Linked DNA regions of Homo sapiens: region 1 is linked to region 2. The links are chromatin loops, found by intact Hi-C in ENCODE. Cell type or tissue: PC-3. All regions are shown on one strand. Links, peaks and the distances in the headings refer to the core of each region. The heading gives the core; the rest is flanking DNA.

The links. A loop is a pair of places that touch in the nucleus more often than their neighbours do. Peaks named below come from ENCODE experiments on the same cell type or tissue, not always from the same donor. Only the 100,000 strongest peaks of a DNase experiment are listed, where the experiment ranks them.
Region 1: it touches region 2 in a loop (6-fold over the local background); 2 of 110 quality-filtered maps call a loop at or near these places.

The regions. Positions count from the first base shown.
Region 1 is chr5:42,300,342-42,303,150 of GRCh38, reverse strand. No RefSeq gene overlaps it. Among named protein-coding and RNA genes, the nearest start is that of GHR, 120 kb to the left of the region's middle. In PC-3, for the core only: no CTCF peak of the experiment used is centred there; DNase peaks (open chromatin) are centred at 760 and 1,600; H3K4me3 peaks cover 1,070 bases; H3K27ac peaks cover 2,030 bases.
Region 2 is chr5:42,358,780-42,361,588 of GRCh38, reverse strand. No RefSeq gene overlaps it. Among named protein-coding and RNA genes, the nearest start is that of GHR, 63 kb to the left of the region's middle. In PC-3, for the core only: no CTCF peak of the experiment used is centred there; a DNase peak (open chromatin) is centred at 1,288; H3K4me3 peaks cover 955 bases; H3K27ac peaks cover 1,870 bases.

The DNA.
Region 1 (2,809 bases), core at 310-2,809, 59 kb after region 2:
AAAATATACACCTGTATTTAATTAAATTTGTAAAAAACATCCGAGGTATAGTTTTTATCTATCCAAATAATTTGCCAACATGTTTGTTTGTTTGTGTGCTCAACTCTAGGCCGAAGCCTACAGAAGAACTGTCATTTGCAATAGTTTTATATTTCTAGGTTTTCAATATACATCGCAGGTGCAAATGCTGCTTGGAATTATAAACAGTCCAGAAGGATTTAGCTAATCCAGCTGTTCTATGGTTTAACAAAAATTTATTTTATCAATATTAAATGATGTATAGTTTTTAAAACTCACTCCAGGTAACAAATTATTTTTTAAGCAAAGTATTGATCTCTCTAAGTGTGCTGCCTCATTTGGAAGATAATGATAATAGTAGCACTACTTCACAGGTATTGGGGGAATTAACTAAATGATATGTGTAAAGACTGACACATACACATAGCAAAGTGCTCAAAAAGATCAGCGGCTATTGTTATTATAAAAAACACCATTTCATTTCTAAAATGTTAAACTTCTAAAATACAGATAAACAGAGAAGGCTTTTCCAGGACAGTTCTTTCCTAATTTTGAGTTCTGGGGCTATTGTGGGCCCCACTTTAAAACCAAAGTACAATGATATGGGTGTGATCAAAAGTCATGCCATAAATTCTTCCTTCCTTTCCCTGACATCTGTTAGGAATTTAAACTCTTTACCAAATGTATTTTCATGGTGACTCCACTGTGTTGACATGTTACAGGTGGGGCCCCTTTGACATAGTAAACACAAGACAGGCAAGAGGTGAGCAATTTTACAAAAATCTATGTTCAACATCCTCTTTGAGTTGAAGGCCGGTGTGGCTGAAGTGTAATGAATAAGAGAGAAGAGCAGAACTTGAGGCTGGCTAAGAAGTGGCATACTGGTTTGAAGTGCTTAGGTTTTTTTTGTTTTTGTTTTTGTTTTTTTTCTTAATATGATGGAGAATCATATGAGGGATTTAGGTAGAAGGCAGACATTATTGGATGTGCTTTTTTGGAAAGATTATTCTGGCTGCCGTACTTGCCTCAGGCAAGAAACAACCTCCCCTTCTATTTCAATTTTGTCTTTACTGTTCATAGTTGTCTGTTTTGTTGTTGCTGTTGTTTGGTGTGTATGTATGCCTTCCTTGATTAAATGTGCACTTAATGAAGATGGGGAATTACCTTATGTATCTTTATAACCCCTATAAGAAGGTACAAAGATGCCTTGTTGTGAGGTGCCTTGTAAATAATAGGTAGCCAACAAGCATTTTGTGAATGAATGCCTGGATAGACAGATGATTGAAATGACAGGACAAAGCCAAATGTGCCTTTGATATAACCCGTGCAAGTACATGGGGCTGCCGTAATGAATTAGTACATAGATGGGACCAAAGAAAGCAATCAGCCCAAATTTTCAAAACAGAATGAATGGCAGAAACTCAAGTACGAACACTTTTCCTCCGAGAATGGCAGTTTACACAGAATGTAAATAGATCCCTCTGCACTGCATTAGGCCAGAGCAATATTGTCACAGGGCATTTTGATTTATCCAAAAGAAAAGCATTTATCAACTTAGTCATTGCTATGTTTGGGAGTCATCACAAGGATATGAGCCAAATTGTGACGGTGATATTTCTCATATGCATGTCATATAAAAAGGAGATTCTTTTGCCTGCACACTATGCATGTTGTACTGTTAACTATGGCCAAGTGTTGTTATTAGCTAATTCTGTATTGCTTTTCCGCATTTAGGCCAGAATTATGGGAGCAAGAGAGAGAAGAATAATGACACTTTGTATTCTCATATAACCACAACTTTTAAGTGTCCCAAAATATTTCACAGATGTTATTCAAATTTGTGTGGAATGTGTAGCACTGAGAAGTTAAGGCCCAAGGAATCCTGATACTAAGCTAAATTTTTGTTAATCAGGCCAAGTGTGCAAAGGATGTTTTCTACCCTTCTGCTTATACATGTAATGCATTGGACAAAAATTTGTCACCCAAAGTTCCAGTGGGGTATGGAAGGCTAGTCAAGCCAGTAGTAAAATGGGGAGAAATAAATGGGGGTGGGGCAAAGACTTGACTACATTTTCCAGTAAGCTGTGTATCTGTCAGGAGGGTTAGCTGTCTCAGGTTGAGCTTTTGGAAGGACATGGAACAAAATATATTTATCCAGCAAATGGGGAAAGAATTGGGGTGGGAAGATGTCAGGATGGTAGGAAACCAAGAGAGGCCTGAGTGCAGAAAAGATGGATTGAATGGGATGTTTATTGAATGCCTGCTTATGGCGTTTAACACAAAACTGCTTTCCCATTTTTTTCCCAAATATTCAGTAAAATATGCATTGCTGAGTGATGCCTTCAAAAGGAATTGGTTCCTAGAGATAACTGTGAAGCTGAATGCAGCTTCAAGTAGAGGTGTGTGAAGAACAGATGCTCTCCTGAAGCTGGCATATGTTTATATTTACACACCCAATGTGTGCCATGTTTTTTCTGATCTATGAAAATTCTTGCCAAAACTTCTTGTAATCATTCAGAAGAAAAAAGAGCAGCTCCTCATGCCACCCCCCAGAGCTTTACCTAAAGAAAAAACATATACGTTATAAGGCATGTAGAATCCAAAATGGTGATCAATTCTTAGTTGGTATTTTCTTAAAATAATTCTTTTTTATTGAGAACTTATTTAGAGGTCCCTGTTTATTAAATCAGTCTGGACAGCATCCACTTTTGCAAATTGTTTTTGGAAATGTTACTATGCTAAAAAATACCAATTTGCCTTACACTCTTTGGTGGGTGACTGCCTTTTCCCA
Region 2 (2,809 bases), core at 71-2,570:
CGTAAAAGTATAAAAACCATTGTTAACCGGTAAGCTGAAAAAAACAACAAAGAAACAGGCGATGAGTCAGATTTAGCTTGAGGGCTGTAGTTTGCAGACCCACTACTATAAATAATAAACTCTCACAGGTTAGAGATTTTATATGAATGGCATGGAGTTTAATCTACTTCTATTTCAGCATGAGTTGTGCACACAGGCAAGTCTCTTTAAATATGCTATGTCCCAAGGCTCCCTTATAATATTTGATTATCCCAAATCTTAATTGAAGAGAGATATTCCATCTTAAAAGAATTTAAAATTACTCAGGAAGTTAGCTTTGCAGAGCATTGTGATCCATACAAGTCACCTTTTACATTTCCATTTGTGAGGCACTGACCACAGGTGGTCTCTTTCTGTGGCACATTTTCCATCTGTAATTATCTCCATCTAAAAGAAGCTTGAAATGGGCTGCTACATAAATGATGTTGCTCTCCTCCAAGCATGATGCCTGAACAAGGGGAGGCAGGAGAATTAGGAAAGATCTTGTGAGGAGAGGAAAGGATTCTTACCCCCTGAGGGAGGTTTTTTATAACCAGAACCAGTAACAAGAGTGACCCAAATTTAAATAGGGCTGACAAGTTAAAATTGTACTCCAATGGCCTCTAGGATTATTTATACAATTCCCTCACTCTTCCTCCTTCAGAAAAAAACTGTATTCCTAAAAGGATAGCATTTCCACAGCACGCCCTCCCTAGCACCACTGACAGCTCTCGGCTTTTCACCTGCAAGTGCCTTTGATCACTTTGAAAATACAAAGGGCTTTGACAAAGAACTGAAAGAAGGAGTTGGCTTCCTGTGAATTTTTCACCAACTTTGTTTCTTTCAGAGCTGGAGTCCACCATTTATATCCAAGCAACAAAACGACTGCAGCATTTGAACAGCAGAAAATTGAGAGTAGGAAAATTGAATTCTGAAGCTGAAGGACAAAGTACAGAATCAAAGGCCTTTTCTTGTAAATGAGTTATGTTCAATCTTGCTTTCTCATTTATCTTCTCTTTGTTGTTGTCAGACTATTTTCCCAACTAGATATCCATACTGGGAAGTTTTGCTTTAAGGCAATTTGATATCTAGAGATAAAAACAACATACAACTTGCAGAAGTGGTGGGTTTTCTTAGAAATTAAAAGAATTATTTGTTGCAATGGCTTTTAAAAATCCTGTGGCAAGGATCTTATATTAGTACAAACAGTCCCCAACATATAAATGGATTGTGGGCCAAAAGTTTATTTGTGAGTCAGCTGTGTGTAACTTGGAAAGCATTTACTCATAGGAACAGTGTTATAAGTAATGTCCGGACACCAGCAGTTTGTCACAATGGCTTGTGTAATCCAGTATCATACATTTGAAACAGTAAAATAACACTGTTAGAGTTTCTCTGACGACTGCTGGCTTTAATTTCACTTCAGAGAATAGAGTCTTGAGAGTGTTGTTAATTGAAGGCAGAACATGGACAGAGGGAAGAGTAAAGGAGAGATGCTCAAGGCATAAGGAACCAGAAAGAGAAGTCTGCATGTGTCATAGAAAGCTCCCTCTAGTCCACAGTTATGTCTAAAACCATCTTTTGTTGTCTCCAATTATTTGTTGTCTCCAACTAGAGCAAATAAAAATTATTCCACGAGGTATTTGAGGTGCTCTAAGCCATTCATGAAGCATAAAAAATTTTTTCCAACTTTAATTTTTCTATTGCTGATCCTGAGGGATACACAGTACGTAGTGGGAGAGACTTTGGGGCCTCCAAGAAAAAGGCCTCTGTGTAGCAAATCTGCTCTGTCACAATCTGGCCCAGTATTTATTTAAAGGGTAACATGTTTGTAAGGAGGACCCAAGCCACAGTATACCTGTGTATTATTGGAACAGACTTTTTTTATGTTTAACTTTTTATTTTGAAAAATTTTTTAAAATTATACTTTAAGTTCTAGGGTACCTGTGCACAACGTGCAGGTTTGTTACATAGGTATACATGTGCCGTGTTGGTTTGCTGCACCCTTCAACTTGTCATTTACAGTAGGTATTTTTCCTAATGCTATCCCTCCCCCAGACCCCCCCACCACGACAGGCCCCTGTGTGTGATGTTCCCTGCCCTGTGTCCATGTGTTCTCATTGTTCAACTCCCACTTATAAGTGAGAAGATGTGGTGTTTCGTTTTCTGTCCTTGTGATAGTTTGCTGAGAATGACGGTTTCCAGCTTCATCCATGTCCCTGCAAAGGACATGAACTCCTCTTTATGGCTGCATAGAATTCCATGGTGTATATGTGCCACATTTCCTTAATCCAGTCCATCATTAATGGACATTTGCGTTGGTTCCAAGTCTTTGCTATTGTGAATAGTGCTGCAATGAACATATGTGTGCATGTGTCTTTATAGTAACATGATTTATAATCCTTTGGGTATATACCCAGTAATGGGATCGCTGGGTCTTGTGGTATTTCTAGTTCTAGATCCTTGAGGAATCACCACACTATCTTCCACAATGGTTGAACTAATTTACACTCCCACCAACAGTGTAAAAGCATTCCTATTTCTCCACATCTTCTCCAGCATCTGTTGTTTCCTGACTTTTTAATGATCACCATTCTAGCCGGTGTGAGATGGTATCTGATTGTGGCTTTGATTTGCATTTCTCTGATGACCAGGGTTGATGAGCATTTTTTCATATGTCTGTTGGGGGCATAAATGTCTTCTTTTCAGAAGTGTCTGTTCGTATCCTTTGCCCACTTTTTGATGGGGTTGTTCATTTTTTTCTTGTAAATTTGTTTAAGTTTTTTGTAGA